Linked DNA regions of Homo sapiens: regions 2 and 3 are each linked to region 1. A link is a contact called in ENCODE Hi-C data. All regions are on one chromosome and are shown on one strand. Each heading gives the region's core, a stretch centred on a gene start or an enhancer-like site at or near the end of the contact. The rest is flanking DNA. Distances are from core to core; before and after follow the strand shown. Region 1 holds the start of CEP43 (centrosomal protein 43). Region 2 holds the start of AFDN (afadin, adherens junction formation factor). Region 3 holds the start of LINC02538 (long intergenic non-protein coding RNA 2538).

Region 1 (4,993 bases), core at 1,087-3,586:
AAATTGTTGCCATCGCCAAAAATATTCCATTTACTGAAAAAAATCCACATATAAGTGTACTCACGCAGTTCAAACTAATGTTGTTCAAGAGTCAACTGTATAAAAGGTATTAATATGTCTGGAAAGAGATATGTTTCCAATTTAACAGACACTACCAATGAGAAGAGTTGGGCTAGGCAGGAAACTTCAAATTTTCCTTTTTTACTTTATATATTCTATTTGTATCTCAACTTATAACCTGTGGACCACGTTTATTAGAAGAAAATGCAGATTCCTGAAACTTCCTGCAGACCCCATGAGTGACAATCTCAGGGAGATGGAGTTCCAGAATCTGCTTTTTTTCATAGATGTTTCTTTGCCATTCCTGTGTATATCTGAGTTTCAGTAGCACTGCTAATCAATTGTTTGGGGTTCTCTCTCCTTCACCAGCATGTTCTTGCAAAACTAACCAAACACATATAAAGCGCAAACAGTACAATAGTGCACTGCACCTTCATGACCCTTACCTGTTCCAGCCTCTTCCTACCTCTTCCACATGTGATATGTGTGTACATACCCACAGACAGAAACACAGAGACATGTTTGGAAGCCAGTGTGGATGCCCTGTGATCTGTGTGTACACATGACAAGTGCATACACACGCACATAAAGGAACCCAGAGACGTGTTTGGAAGCCAGTGTGGACACCCTGTGATCTGTGCGTACACATTTGACACCTGCGTACACACTCACAGACAGAAACACAGAGATGTGTTTGGAAGCCAGTGTGGACATCCTGTGGTCTGCGCGTACACATGTGACAGGTACGTGCACGCCCACATACAGGAACACACAGAGGCCTTTGGAAGCCAGCATGGGCAGACAGGCCCTATCCCAAAGCGGCCGGCAGGCGTCTCCTAAGAATGGTTCTCGGACACACCTCTGAAAGGAAAATACAACTCGGCACCGCAGTTGACTCGGCCAAAGGAAAAAAACTTAAGCTGAAAGCTGAGGCCTGCCCGAAGGAGCCTTTCCTGTGGCGCCTGAGCCGAGGGCTTCAGGGAGAGGGCCGCGCATCGCAGCGCAGCCGCCCGTCTTCCCGTGGCTTCCCTACGGCCGCGGCTCCCGCTGCTCCTTTCCGCCGGCCACGCGGGTCGCACGACCTTCCCCTCCCGCCCACCCTGAGGCGCTGAAGCCCTCGACGCCGGCCTCGGGAAAGGCGCGGCCACCGCCCGTTTCGGATTCCCGTTTCCTTCCTCCGGGCGCGTCCTTCACCGTGGCCAAATCAGCCTCTCAACTGCTGGAGCCCGGCCTCGGACACTTCTCGGCTTACGCCGCCATACAGTGGCGCACCCCGAAACCCCGGAACCGACAGCTCGGCTGGCCTTGCGCACCCACACTCTCCAAGGCAGGGCTCGGTCCGGGGGCTGGTTTTGCCAAGGCGAGGGGCGAGGGGCAGCCCAGGCGGCCGGATGGATACCAAGAGGGCGCGTCAGCTCCGGCGGGACGGGGCTTCCAGGGCCCGGGAGGGGTCCAGGACTCCCCGCCGGCGCCTGGCTGTCGGCGGAGGGCCGCGGGGCAGGAGGGAGTGGAGACTGCGGCCCCAGTTCGGGCAGCGCGGAGCCCACCCAACGCCCTCCTCGGCCCTCGGCTCTTCCTGGGGCCATCCCGCCCCTGCACCTCGGCCTGGCACCTTTCCGGTTAGCCTCGGAGGCCGTGGCCGAGCAGGGTGCGTTCGCCTGGCTGGGGGGCCTCAGAACGTTATTTCCGGGTGACAACCTGCAGGGCCTTCCGCCCCTCGCGACCTCTCGGGAGTCCCTTCCCCGGCGCCCCCCCGGGGCTGCAGGGGCTGCAGGTTCGGTCTCGGGGCCTCCTTACCGCAGTCCGCCCGGCTTTAGGCTAGTGGGCTTTAACTACGTCGATAATATGACTCCGGCGATCTTGTGCGGCGATGGGATGCGGCCGTGGGCGGTGGAGTCCAGGCGGAGTCCGCTCTCCACACGCGAGGGCGCCTCCTCCTCACCGCTCGCCGGCTTCAAAGCTCGCGCCTCAGGCGACGGCAGCCAACGGGTTGCCGGCTGGAGGCCCCGCCGACGCCCCGCCCCTTGCGTGCCCACCCGCGCCCCGCAGCCCCGCCCCCAGCGCCGACCCTAAGTTTCGGCGCTCAGTGGTCCGGCGCTCCCCAAGGCTCGGTGTCCAGCGTCAACCCCGAGGTCTCTATGCCCCGCCTCCCGACGCCAGGGGGCAGGGCCAGCGCGCTGCGCGTCGGGGCGGGGCTTTGGCTGCGTCGGCCGCGTAGCCCGCGCGCGGAGCGTACCCTGCTGCGGCCGTTGGCCGTTAGCGCGGCTTCGGCGGTTGTCTTGGAGAAGCAAGATGGCGGCGACGGCGGCCGCAGTGGTGGCCGAGGAGGACACGGAGCTGCGGGACCTGCTGGTGCAGACGCTGGAGAACAGCGGGGTCCTGAACCGCATCAAGGTGAGGCCGGAGGCTGGGGCCGGGCCTGGCGGATCCGCAGGGCTTGCGTGGACAGCGGGCGTCACAACGGTCGCGGCGAGGAGGCCGCCTCCCTGGCGAGGGACCGGGGCCGGCGGGCACTGGGGGCGCGCCCCGGCATGGCCTCCGTCCTGCCCGCCCCACAGAGGGGGTCGGCTCGTTCGTTCGTGTGGTCCCGGAGGGCACCGCGGACTGGGGGTGCCTGGCCCATCCCCTGCCTCATTCCGTGGGGGCGGGACCGCGGGGCTTGGGGGCCACACGGGCGGCCCGCAGCTGGGCCCTGGAGTGCGGCCCCAGCGTCTCTTCCTCAGGCTCGGGCATGATCCGCGGCGGGAAAGCAGCGCGTCCAGCCGAAGCCTGGGGGTCGGAGAGCTTGTGTGACTGAGAACGTTTCGGAAGGCGTTTCTGACCTTTGCACCTGCCCTCCCAGCTCGTTGGCTTGCTCGTGTTTGTTGCTGGATAAATGTGAGCTTGTTGTGAAAATTGTCTTGAAATTATAATTTCCTGTTTCTTAACTTTTTTTTAAGGCTGAACTCCGAGCAGCTGTGTTTTTAGCACTAGAGGAGCAAGAAAAAGTAGAGGTATGAAGTTTCCAGATTTTAACATGGCTGTATTCGTTAATACTTAATTTCTTATTCATTAAAAACCGTCTTAAAAATAGTTTATAGTAACATATAGCTAGGGATAATTTTGAACTGTTAAGGATTACATTACTATTGAGAGAGAGCCAAAATTATTCTTTTTTCGTGTAGCTTTTGAATTTGGGGGTAATCTTAAGGTACCACAGTAACTCTGATACTAATGCTTAATCTGAAACAAATGGTCATAGGAGTTTCTTGAAGAAATGGTGCCATTGTCAATGTGTTAAGTGCAGGTTCACTCAGATCCTTTAGTAAGCTAATATGTTATTAATCCCTATGAAACGGGGTATATAGTATGCAACTTTTCCCAAAATTATCTGACCACTCAATTATTTTGACAATGAAAAAGACAGCGATTATTTTAAAAGTGCAGCCACTACTCTATATTTAAGTGGGTAATTTAACTTTTTCGGAGTCCCACCAACCATCCTGAGTAAATATTCTGGAATTTGTCAACAAGAATAGAACCATCATCAAAGCCTTAAACTCTTGCTGTATGACAAATCAGTCTACTGTCCTCTCACTTCTTTAGACCTGTATACCTAATCTCTAATTTCATCAAAATCTTCAGTTCTTTGCCCTTTCCATGTCTGTGCAGGCATCAGTCTTCTCTTGGCAGCATTTTGCTCTGGACCCTATGGGTCTGGACCCCTAATTACCTTGCCTTAACGGTCATACGTGGTCTGGAAGAAATCTCAGTGGTCATTTAACCCAGCAAACTAACTCTTCCCACTTTGCACATATGTGCTCTTGGAGAAGAGTCAGTCAATCCTGTGGATTGCTGATGTTGCAAATTGGCAGGTACCAACCTGGTTAGGTCCTGAGCAGGCCCAGCAGCTCTCTTCTTCACCCTAGCTGTGCAGTAGCCTTCTATGTCACCCCTGCTTCCTTCTCTCTGAACACATGGTCTTGTTGCTTCCTCCACAGGGAAGGTAGAAGCCATTAGATCCTAACTTTATGTCCTCCTCTCCTGTCCCTCAATCTATTGCTCACCTGTGAAAATGCTTACCTGTGTCTATGTTTATCTGTACCTCTTTCCTTACTGCTTTAGAAGAAGAGGCTCTGTCCTGTCCAAGAATAATCACTCTGTCTTGTGTATACTTTCAAGTCTTTAATTATTTACTGTATCTTTGACCCCTTCCTTTTCTGATGGCTTTTCTTTTGAGCTTGAAAACATGTTTAAATAACTATTAGGAGTAAACTGTTTTCCTTTACTCACATTCTGCTTTTAATACCGCTGTGGTTTTTTTCCTTCACAACCTGGTTTTGACCACTCCTTGGTTTCTTTAGCATGATCTTTTTCCTGTACACCTGACTGAGACTTATCCACAGTTGTCATTCTGTACTGTCTCACAGACTGACCTTATTCATCCAGTAACTCCAGCCCTGTAACTTTCATGCATGTTTCTTTCCCGAGCTTCAGACCTGTATGTTAAACTGCCCACTGTATTATGCCCTTAATGGGACCATCATTTATCTGGCAAGAAATCTAAGCGTTTCTTAGGCCTTGCTCTTCTTTCCACCTGCTCAGCCATCACCTGGCTCTGTGTCTGTCAGGTGTGTATCTGAAGTGTCCCCAAGGGAGTGCTCTGCTGCCTCCTTTGTGCTTGTTTCTTCTTTTCCAGATTGCCTTATCCCCTTCCTACTTGCCAGTCTCCGTTTCCGTGGTGTCCCTCACCATCTCCCTGAAGTCCTTTTTCCACATTGCTCCTAGATTGGCTGTTTATAGTACACATCTGATCTGTCCCTCCATTCTCTTAAAATATTTCAGTTGACTCCCTATCTTAGAATTCCCTGAACCAGCCTACCAACTACCTTGAGGATCTCTCCTCTCCTTGTCTTTTATTTTAACAACTTTATTGAGGTAAAATTGACCTATA
Region 2 (4,993 bases), core at 1,258-3,757, 830 kb after region 1:
ACAGTCAGAAAAACGAGAATGATTCACATTAATTTCGAGCCTTCTATGTGTCCTGCATCACCCAGTAGGTATTTCACATATGCTATATGTTTTTTATTACAAAAATAACACTGCAGAGAGCCCATAACTGTTTTCCAGGAATCCTGAATTTTCTCTTTAGTGATGCTACACATACTTACTTTGGACATCAGCAATCTAACTGCCGGCTTTGCAAACTCATTCTTCAAGAGGCAAGTCATTCTTGGTAACAGCGTCCTCAGGAATGAAGCTCCTGCAGTTGAGGTTCAGTGAACGCTGCGTCAGGGATCTGCGCAGCACGTGTGGAACCCAATGAGAGTCCTTGCTGTGCAGGCACCGGGATGCTCACATAGTAAAAACTCGAGTCCATCGGGAAGCCCAGGAACTGAAAGGCATAAAGAAACCGAGTGCTAGAACACGAAGATGACATTTAGACACAGATGCTTTTCTGCAAGTCACCACACTTTAATTTTAAGAAAGGAGACTAGCGATCTATTGAATAATTCATTCCCTCATGGCACTGGTTCAACACCCCAGGCTCCTCTGCTGAGAAGCCTCCTTATGTAGCTGTACTGGACAAGTGCGGTAGAAAAGACAGAACCCAGTGGGGATGACAGAATTCTTTAATTGTCTGCAAAAGAGGAAATCCAGTTGGTGGAGAGAAAAATTATTTCCACATTGGAAAAAAAAGTAATGACAAAAATAAAAAGGCTTTGTCAAATATAGTTCACTCTTCTCATTACTTGCCTTAGTGTTTCAAAGATAAACGCTTTTTGTTACAACACATCACAGATAACGCAACTTCGCCTGACTGAACCCGGCGTGGGGAGACTGCAGAGATGGCGCTCTGCAGCCAAAACAAAGGGTGGGGGAGGGGAGGGGCAATTACAAAAAAGACACCTTATGAAAAAAAATCCCTACAATTCACAAAGCTTGCTACTGAAATTAATTTCAGGTTTCCACGTCCACGGGGACACGTACAGGATTTAAAATGACGATCACGTGGCATCTCTCAGGGCCAAATGGGGCGCATCAAAGCTTCCCCTCGACGTTTATTAACTCTGCAGTCCGTTCTCTACGTCTGCGAAGAATTGGCAGATAACGATGTGTCTGAGAGAAGAGGCGTTTTCTAAGGAGACACACAAAGGGAGTGGGACCCTCCAACCTCACTCTGTGAGAGGAACACCGCACAGCAGTGTGGGGGCTCGAACACCCCAAGAGCGGCAGAGCGCGGTTCAGAAAACATGACCCTTGAAATGCACACAAAGCCTAACAACGTGTCCTCCGCGGAAGAAAACAGCTTGAAAAGGTCGGCTTTGAAGTGACCCAGCGGAAAGGAATCACCCTGGAAGAAACACGCAGCAGCCCCGGGGCAATGCGCGGGCAGGAGGAGCAGCGAGCGCGGGGAGCGCAGGGCCCTTCGGAGAGGGCGCTCCACCGGCCCTGCGCTCCGTACCTGTGCCGCCACGCCCACCGGTCCCCTGCTGAGCCTAGCACCGCCCATTTAGACCCAGCACCACCCGTCCGGACCGAACCTAGCACCGCCCGTCCGGACCCAGCAGCGCCCATTTGGATACTGCACCGCCCGTCCAGACCCAGAACCGCCCGTCCGGACCCAGTACCACCCATCGGACCCAGCGCCGCCCATTTAGACCCAGCACCGCCAGTCCGAACCGAACCTAGCACCGCCCATGGGACCCATCGCCCGTTCGGACCCAGCACCGCCCGTCCAGATCCAGCACTGCACCCCCATTTGGATCCAGCACCGCCCGTCCAGACCCGGACCCGCCAGTCCGGACCGAACCCAGCACCGCCCATCGGATCCGGCGCCGCCCATTTAGACCTAGCACCACCCATCCGAACCGAACCTAGCACCGCCCATCGGACCCACCGCCCGTCTGGACCCAGCACCGCCCGTCTGGAACCAGCACCGCCCGTCCACAGATCCATCACCACCCATTTGGACCCAGCACCGCCCGTCCCCGCCCGTCCGGACCGAACGCAGCACCGCCCATCGGACCCAGCAGCGCCCATTTAGACCTAGCACCGCCCGTCCGAACCGAACATAGCACCGCCCATCGGACCCATCACCGCCCGTCCAGATCCAGCACCGCCCATTTGGATCCAGCACCGCCCGTCCGGACTCTGCACCGCGCGTCCGGACCCAACACAGCACCACCCATCGGACCCAGCACTGCCCATTTAGATCCAGCAGCGCGCGTCCGAACCGAACCTAGCACCGCTGGTCGGGAAGGAACCCGGTACCGCCGGTTGGGACCCACCACCGCCAGTCCAGACGGAACCCTAGCACCGCGCGGGGCCCGCCCTCCGACACCTCCCTCCCTGGCGGCCGCGGCAGCAGCACCTAGTGGAGCGGCCCGGAGGTGCGGCGGCGCCGCGCGGGGCGGCGGCGCGCACGGCGGGCGGCGGCGCGCACGGCGGCGGGCGGGGCGCGGGCGGGTGCGGGCGGCGGGCGGCGGGCGCCGGGCGCACACCGGCCGGCGGGGCTGAGGCGGCGCGGCGCGGCGCGGACTGAGCCCCAGGCGGAGGCCAAGTCGGAGGACGCGGCGCGGCCGCGGAGGCGGAGGCAGCCGCGGAGGCGGAGGCGGCCGGCGGGGGGTGGCGAGGGGCGCCGGGCCCCCGCGGACCTGTCGTCCTCGGCCCGTCCTCCGGCCCCGGCCCCGCGCGGCTGAGGAGGCGCGGCCAGGACCATGTCGGCGGGCGGCCGTGACGAGGAGCGGCGGAAGCTGGCCGACATCATCCACCACTGGAACGCCAACCGGCTGGACCTGTTCGAGATCAGCCAGCCGACCGAGGTGAGCACCGCCGGGCGCGGGGCCTGCGCGACCCCCGCCCGCTGCGCCGCGCCCCGCCCCTCCCCCCCGCCGCCGCCCGCCAGCCGCGGACCCGCCCTCCTTTCCCCCTCCCCCCTCCGCCCCTTCTCTCCCCTCCCCCTCCCCCAGGCCCACCGCGGGCCCCGGCGTCCCCCGCAGCCCCCGTCCCCCTGCCGCGGTGTATCCCGGGGTCGCGCGGGCCGAGCGGGGGCTGGCGGGGCGCGGCAGTCACCTGTTCCCCTCTCCGGCCGCTCACCTGGTGGCTCACCTGGGCCGCCGCCCCCACCCCCGCGAGCGCGGCGCGGCCCCGGCCTCATCCCCGGCGGCGCGGGGGGCGCGGCGGCGCGCGGGGCCGGCGCCCTCCACCTGCAGCCCGGTTGTGGCTCGCGGCGCCCCTTCGCCGTGGCCGGGATGGAGCCTGTGACGCGCGCTGTGCTTCGGGTTCATAAACTTGCAGGCTGCCAGCTGGGAGGGGAAAGTCAGTATCACAAAGTTCGGGAGGTGCGGGCTGCCTGATGGCACAGGCCCGGAGTCGGACGCCTCCGAGGAAAGGCGCGCCTTCTCCACCTTCGGGGCCGCGAGGAAGGGCCCTCTGCGGCGGCCTCTGCCCGGAGGGAGGCGCCGGCCCCAGGCTGGCTCCCTGAGAGGAGGAGGAAATCACGCTCGCTCCTGGCCTGGTAACAATGGGGGTTGTTTATAGCAAAGCTGCTGAAAGCGTTCCGAGCAGCTTTTAAAAAAATGTTTGAGTCCAAGTCCACTAGGAAGGGCTCCGTGGAGAGGGGAGGGAGGTGAAGGGTCGGGGAGCAACCCTGTAAATCGCTCCGCAAGGGTCGGTTCCGCGCTCTGTTCATTCGGTGGCTGCACAGACTTTACCAGCATAAAAAAATTTCACTCAATATTTGTGCCCGTTTAGGAAATCATTTTAATAGCGTCTATTTTTGATTTGTTGTAATAGGTAATTTATAGTTAATACTTGCTATAAAATACTAGCTCCTAGGCAACAAAACATGTTTGGCAGATTTGAACATTCTTACGAAATGTAATCCTTTTATCATTAAATTCCACTTTATGTTTTTGAGAGAATTTGACTATTGCTTCTCTGATTTCTTGAGTTTTTGCCAGTCATGGGAAGGACTCTATTTCTTCTGTTTTCATCTGTACCTGTGACTGCACTTGACGTGGGTAGCTAGCCATTTGTCTTAATACTGAGTTGAATACTGACACACGCCATTAGGCTCAGGTTGTCAATTTGAGCATAGATGTTATGTTAAGTTACTCCTGATTCATTCATCTTCTGTAATGATTTTATGAGTTAGGTTCTAGTAAGGGAGTTAGTACTATGTACTTAAGTGTTCGTTCATAGACTAGTGTATCTTTAGAAAGGTGACATGATAATTTAGTTTCAGGATTATGTTTTCTTTTAGAATAATGAATTCATTTTTCTTTTTATCACAAGGTAAAAAAAGTTGACCATAAAACATTTTCTTGGTGTGTAGCTTTTTTTTTTTGTTTGAATGGATTTTTTTTTTTTTTGAGAGATTTCTCAAGTCTGGTGGAAAGGAATCTTTTTTCGGTTTAATAAAGAGAATTCAGCTTTTTGGGATTTTGAATTGAGTTAGCATTAAAAAAATCTCAAATCAGAAACATTATAGTTCATTGATTTAATTAAATTCTATTTTAAGCACTCAATTGAAACTTTTTATTTCTTAGTGATATGACTAGTTTTTAAAATTGGCCTGTCATTTGGAAAGCTGTTTTTTCAGTTATACTGTAGGTGAAAGTTTGCTTTGTACATACACTGAAGCAAAACAAGAATTGAAGGACTTGGAAAAAAAGATGATATATTTCATTTCCTAATTTTTCTCCCTACTTATATCTGAACATTTCCATTTTTAGAAATTATTCTTCAGAATTGTATTAGAAGCCTTTCATAATGAAATGAATGGTTTTTAAGAATGTCCATATATTGGTTTTTTAGCTTTTTTACTATATAGTGGCTGGCTCACATTTCTATTTTGTTTTCTCGAGAACTTTCCTGTACTATTAAATTTATTCTGGTCCTAGTTAAGCTTTGCATTTAACATATTGTATCTTTTATTATGATGTAGGTAAACTTAATATGAGTAATTCTCTCAGCCAGT
Region 3 (4,993 bases), core at 1,503-4,002, 680 kb after region 1:
TCATCTGCACAGGGGGGGTCCTATCCACCAGAGGATATATAAGCCCCCTTCCAATTCAAAATCCTTTCATCACGTAGACTCGACGGCATGGAGTTAGCACCCCATCACAGCTTTATGACAGACCCGGTTTTTTACTACTTTGTGGCCATATCTACACAAAATGAGATACATAAAATGCAGTTGTAGGCTCGGTGTGTCAGCTCACACCTGTAATCTTAGCGCCCTGGGAAGCCAAGGCAGGAGGATCTCTTGAGGCGAGGAGTTTAAGACCAGCCTGAACAACATGGCGAGACCCTGTCTCTACAGAAAAGTATGAAAAAATTAGTGGGGCATGGTGGTGGGCACCTGTAGTCCCAGCTACTTGGGAGGTCGGGGCAAGAGAATGGCTTAAGCCCAGGAGTTCAAGGTTACAGTGAACTGTGATCGTGCCACTGCATTCCAGCCTGGGCAACAGAGCAAGACCCTGTGTCTAAAAAAATTTTAAATAAAAAGTTAAACCAGGAGTATAGGTAACATGATCTTAGACAAAGGCCACTACCTCATCTCCAAAAGCCAGGCAGTGGCCCCAGGAAAGTGCCCTGGTCAAGTCCTCCCCTTCACAGGCAAGCCAGGCTGGTTTGGAACAAAAGGCAGAAGCTTTTCCTCCTATTTCTATTTTCCTATTTCTCCTGATCTTGACCCTGCCCAGGAATCCGAACTGCCAAGTAGACGCCCTCCATCCCTCCCATTTATTCTGTCATCCACCCACACCCTGGCTTTCTTGCAGCCAGAGAGCTTCTTCCTGCAAGCACCAGCTGTTGAGCAGGACTGTGACAAAGAGCAACAAAGAGCCACAAAGAGCAGGCTGCGGGCGGGACCATCGGGACCATCACAGAGGCATCAGCCCTGCCCCGGAGTGGCTGCAGATGCATCCCTGAGGGAGGGGGCTGGGGTGCAGGTGCTCCCTCCCGAACAGGGGGTTTGTTAGCTTCATCTGCAAGGCCCTGAAGCCAGGCTCTTTTCAAATCGTCATCATGTGTGCACCGTACACTCCCTTCTGACTCTGGGGGCCTGGGCGCCTGCTTAGTGCAGCCTTAAATTTTTTACGTACCAGTAAAAATACTGCATGTAAGATTCTGTTCCTAGGAGGATAAAGGGATGGCCAGAGCTGGCTAAGCGGAGTCTCGACGGACTAAAGGTATGGGAAAATGAAGACGTGGACCTACCACGTTCTCTTCTACCTGGAACTTAGGATTTGTAAATTGCATTTAGATGTCATTTGTCACATTGGTAGGCTGTGACTTAATACACTCACAAAGAGGATTTTTCCAAGTATTTAAACTGTGTAGATGCTGCAAAAAATCAGACTGAGGCAAAGCCCTGCAGCCAACCCCAGCAGCAAGAGGTGAGGACCCCCTGTCTGTCCTGGGCCCCACTCAGGCACTATCCTCATCTCTTAGAATAGTTTGTTACCTTTTCTTTCCTGAAGCCTCATCAAATGCAACTTTTTCTATGGCATTCAACGGACTTTAAAGCAAAGATTACAGAGAAATTCTTATGCAAGTCAGAAAATCTGCTTATTATGGGTTTGATAAACCAAATTGTGTTACCTGTTTATAGACATAGATTTCTATCAGCCAGACGTGTGCACAGCACAGCACAAACCATAGCCACCCCCGTCGAAGTCTCTTTCTGTGCATTTCCCAGCCACGCCCCCAGCTTGGGCCCCTGGGGTCACCTCCCACTCCGGCTAGAAAGAGAGAAGGAGACAGTGAATTCCTCGGAAGCCGCTCGCCCTGCACCCAAGCGGGACTTGCACCACAAGCAGCCCCAGGAAAAAACTCTCCATTTCTTTCTCGTGGAGGCTCCAGAAGAAAAGCTGCGCATTTACCCGGCGCATTCTAACCGCCTTTGAGGTTCCCTCCGGCAGCCATGGGAGCCGTGGTGGGGCAAAGCCTGGGCTGGGAGACGCTGCAAGGCTCTGGGGAGCAGTGAGGCGCCGCGCCAGCTCCTCCGTTCCCGTCATAGCCTCACACGGGCTTCGCTGGACACGTCCAGGACGCAGCGCCGGTGGGCACCAGGCGTTGAGCGCCTGCCCCGCGTCTGTGCTAAGACCTCCCTTTGCATTATTGCATTTATTCCAACGATGGGGTGAGGTAGGTATTCTTATTTCCATTGCCAGAGTGAAACACTGAGGCTCATCCAGGGGCCGGTGTGGAAATCAGGGCTCAGCCCTGGGCCCCTGCTGCTTGGAGCCGGTGCGGTGGCCACCGTGACCTCACGCTTTCCCTGCCAGTCGCTCTCCGCCGCATCCCGGCCTCCCGCCCCGCCCCCGGCCGCTTTCCAGGGACTGAAGCCCGAGTTGGTGCTGCGTGTCCCCGCGGGGATTATTTTCAAACAGCTCCTCCTGCCCTGGCTCCCACAGCGCGGCCCCAGGCAGCTGCACCACTTTCTCCTCTCACCAATTAAAGCCGAATCCAGGGCTCCTTAGCATATGAATTGAGGCGCATCGGAGCCCTCACTGCTGGGCCAGCCCCTCCCGGGCTCCTCCGGTTCCGGGAGGTCCACAGCCCAGCAGCAGCTGCCCCTGCACGTTGTCCCCTCCGTCCAGCATCCCGGGGCCGAGGAGACAGTGCCCCTGGCCGGGGGCTGCGCTGGCTTCAACTTCCCATGGGCAAAACGGGGTCCCGGGTCAGTGTTCACAGAGGGTCTCAAACCCTGCAGGACCCTGAAATTGTCTGGGATCCACACCAGTCGGAAGAAAAAAAGAATAGAAAACGCAGGGATTCACCTCCTCTGCAGGCACCCTCATGCCGAACACTAAACAGGATGATGTTGAAAAGGATTTGGAGATTTATGCAGGTCACGAGCTTGAGGAATTTTTCCATTGAATGCACCATGCCTTGGGTTTCCCGTTTCCCACTGAAAATCCCATGGCTGACACTTTTTTTATATCATTACCTTGGGAGATGAAGAAAAACTCATCTGTTAGGGCAGCTCTGTGAATGCAGATGCTTTGGGTTGTTTTGAATGAATGACTGAATGTTCTGAAATAAAGCAGGAAGGTGCCTGCGGGATAATGACTGGTTTCGCAACTCTTGGCCGGGAGTCTAGACCCCTCTGATAATCAATAGAAATGGATGTATATTAAATTTAGCAATAGAAAAAGTATAGATAGTTGAGTATGCTACATTATTTTCCTATAAATTAACCCGTTACCACAGTCTTTAATTATCTTCCCCTTGCGAGGCATAAAGAAGAGACTGCTTGAGGATGGAGGGTTTTTTGTGGTCTGAGGTCTGCAGACTGGCCAAGTATTCCAATATTAATTACCACCCATCCTGGCCGTAGGCTCACCCCGCTGACCTGAGCAGACCTGGTGAAGCAAGCCACAACTTCTGCTGGAAATTGCTCCACTCTTCCATTAAGTGAGGATTAGAAAGCCCTTTGTGAGAATTTTGCCCAGAGTCTAAGTTGAGCACTTTGTCACTTGCACGCTTCATTTTCCAGCATACCGTTCGCTCAGCTCAGTGTCTATCCAGGCACTGAAGGTTCGGATGCAAGCACTCTCCAGCGTAGGGGCTGACCAAGTGAAATGCACACTGAGCAACCGTGCAGCTCCAGGTCCTGGCGGCTCTTCACAACCAGACATTCTCCCTGGAGACCCTAAGCTCCTCTTCCTCTGTTGGGGGAGCACAAAATACCCTATAAGGGCTGCTTTGCTGCCTCTGGCACTTTCTTCATCAGGGGAGTTACATCCAGATGTAGCTGACAGGTCAGGGCCCCTTCTCCTCCACCATGTCTCAGGGTTATCTTTTCCAAATGGAGGAAGTCAAGGGTATGCAGGCGCTCCAGTTTCCCTGCCTTACCCTACATATCCATAACAGACTTCAACACGAGAACCAGCGTTTCGGATGTGTCTAGCAGAGTGCCAAAGTCAGGCTGGAGTGTGCCCTGAAAGTCAGGGCCTTCTGAGGGACACAGACACGGTTTGTCTCCAAGGGGGCTGTGTGTAAGGCAAATGCTGAGGCCTACAACCATGTGTTCTGAGACGGTGGCCATTACAGAAACAGGCAGTCCCCAGACAGAAGCACAAAGGGCAATCTCAAGGAATCAAGATCTGTAGGCAGGGACCCACACTGAACAATCTGGACAAAGCTAATGCAGAATGAACAGTACCGCCGCTACCCAGCGACAGTCGGGCTGATGTTCTAGGAGAACCACACGCTTCACACAGCAAGGGAGAAATTAGGCCGTATTTTAATCCCTTCCAGCTTCGTCCAGGAGGTGTTGTGATTTGAGTCACTCTCTTCCTCTAACTCCTAGCCCATCCGCAGTAATAAATAACTTTGCAGTGAATGGATGGTTTTCTTAGACCTGGGGGAACAATCCTAGTTTGATAAAGCAGCTCAGGAGCGTGAATGCTGAGGGGCCCGCCTATTAGCTGCCAAGCTCGGTAGCCAGGTCAGGCCCCACTGGAAGGGAAGGGGCAGTTGCCCAGGGTGCCTGAGGAGCAACCTGGCCCCTGTTCTCGGGTGGGAGAAGGAGCACCTGGCACTGACCAGCCCTGGAACTCCGCCTGCTCACTGGACATCACAGCACATGAGCGGGTGCTATGGATGGAATGTTTGAGTCCCCCAAAATTTGTATCTTGAAGCCCTATTTTCCAAGGTGCTGGTATTAGGAAGCGGGGCATTTAGGAGGTGATTAGGTCATGGGGGGCCTTGTGAATGGGATTAGTGCCCTGATAAGAACAGAGATGACCCATCTCTCAGCCATGTGAGGACACAGCAGAAGGTGCCATCCACACACCAGTCTGGAGCCCTCCCAGCCACGGAACTGCCTGGCACTTGGATGTGGGGGTTCCTGCGTCCCAGCCTCACAAGAACTGTGAGAAATCCATTTCTGTTGTTAAAACCACCCAGGCCATTGCATTTTTGTTACAGCAGCCTGAACTGACTAAAACAGCTTGAATAACAGAAATGGCAGGTTAAAAAAAAAAAATCACTGTTCC

Evidence for each region. Hi-C counts contacts between places; a loop is a spot of excess contacts on that map. Pooled maps may share reads with other maps.
Region 2: a pooled map shows a loop between it and region 1 (10-fold over the local background). The contact joins the promoter of AFDN here to the promoter of CEP43 in region 1. A Hi-C loop is called at or near these places in 2 of 37 single-sample maps with no recorded cell type and 13 of 50 pooled maps.
Region 3: a map of endothelial cell of umbilical vein shows a loop between it and region 1 (6-fold over the local background). The contact joins the promoter of LINC02538 here to the promoter of CEP43 in region 1. A Hi-C loop is called at or near these places in 1 of 168 maps with a recorded cell type or tissue (endothelial cell of umbilical vein).

Annotation. Positions count from the first base shown.
Region 1 is chr6:166,997,061-167,002,053 of GRCh38, forward strand. It overlaps CEP43 (centrosomal protein 43), which reads left to right and starts at 2,337. Exons shown (of 13, transcript NM_007045.4): 1 at 2,337-2,454; 2 at 3,000-3,053. The coding sequence starts at 2,353. MIR3939 (microRNA 3939) reads right to left here and starts at 852; the gene lies at 747-852. RefSeq lists an enhancer at 819-868 and silencers at 1,409-1,638, 1,929-2,448, 2,539-2,698, 2,709-2,798.
Region 2 is chr6:167,824,404-167,829,396 of GRCh38, forward strand. It overlaps AFDN (afadin, adherens junction formation factor), which reads left to right and starts at 2,508. Exons shown (of 34, transcript NM_001386888.1): 1 at 2,508-2,834. The coding sequence starts at 2,730. AFDN-DT (AFDN divergent transcript) reads right to left here and starts at 2,393. Exons shown (of 2, transcript NR_027906.1): 1 at 1,000-2,393; 2 at 1-403. RefSeq lists silencers at 1,477-1,546, 2,461-2,660 and enhancers at 2,131-2,200, 2,231-2,310.
Region 3 is chr6:167,676,471-167,681,463 of GRCh38, forward strand. It overlaps LINC02538 (long intergenic non-protein coding RNA 2538), which reads right to left and starts at 2,753. Exons shown (of 3, transcript NR_117091.1): 1 at 2,442-2,753; 2 at 1,590-1,729. LOC124901465 (a long non-coding RNA gene) reads left to right here and starts at 1,762. Exons shown (of 2, transcript XR_007059883.1): 1 at 1,762-2,135. LINC02487 (long intergenic non-protein coding RNA 2487) reads right to left here. Exons shown (of 7, transcript NR_117092.2): 7 at 4,221-4,993.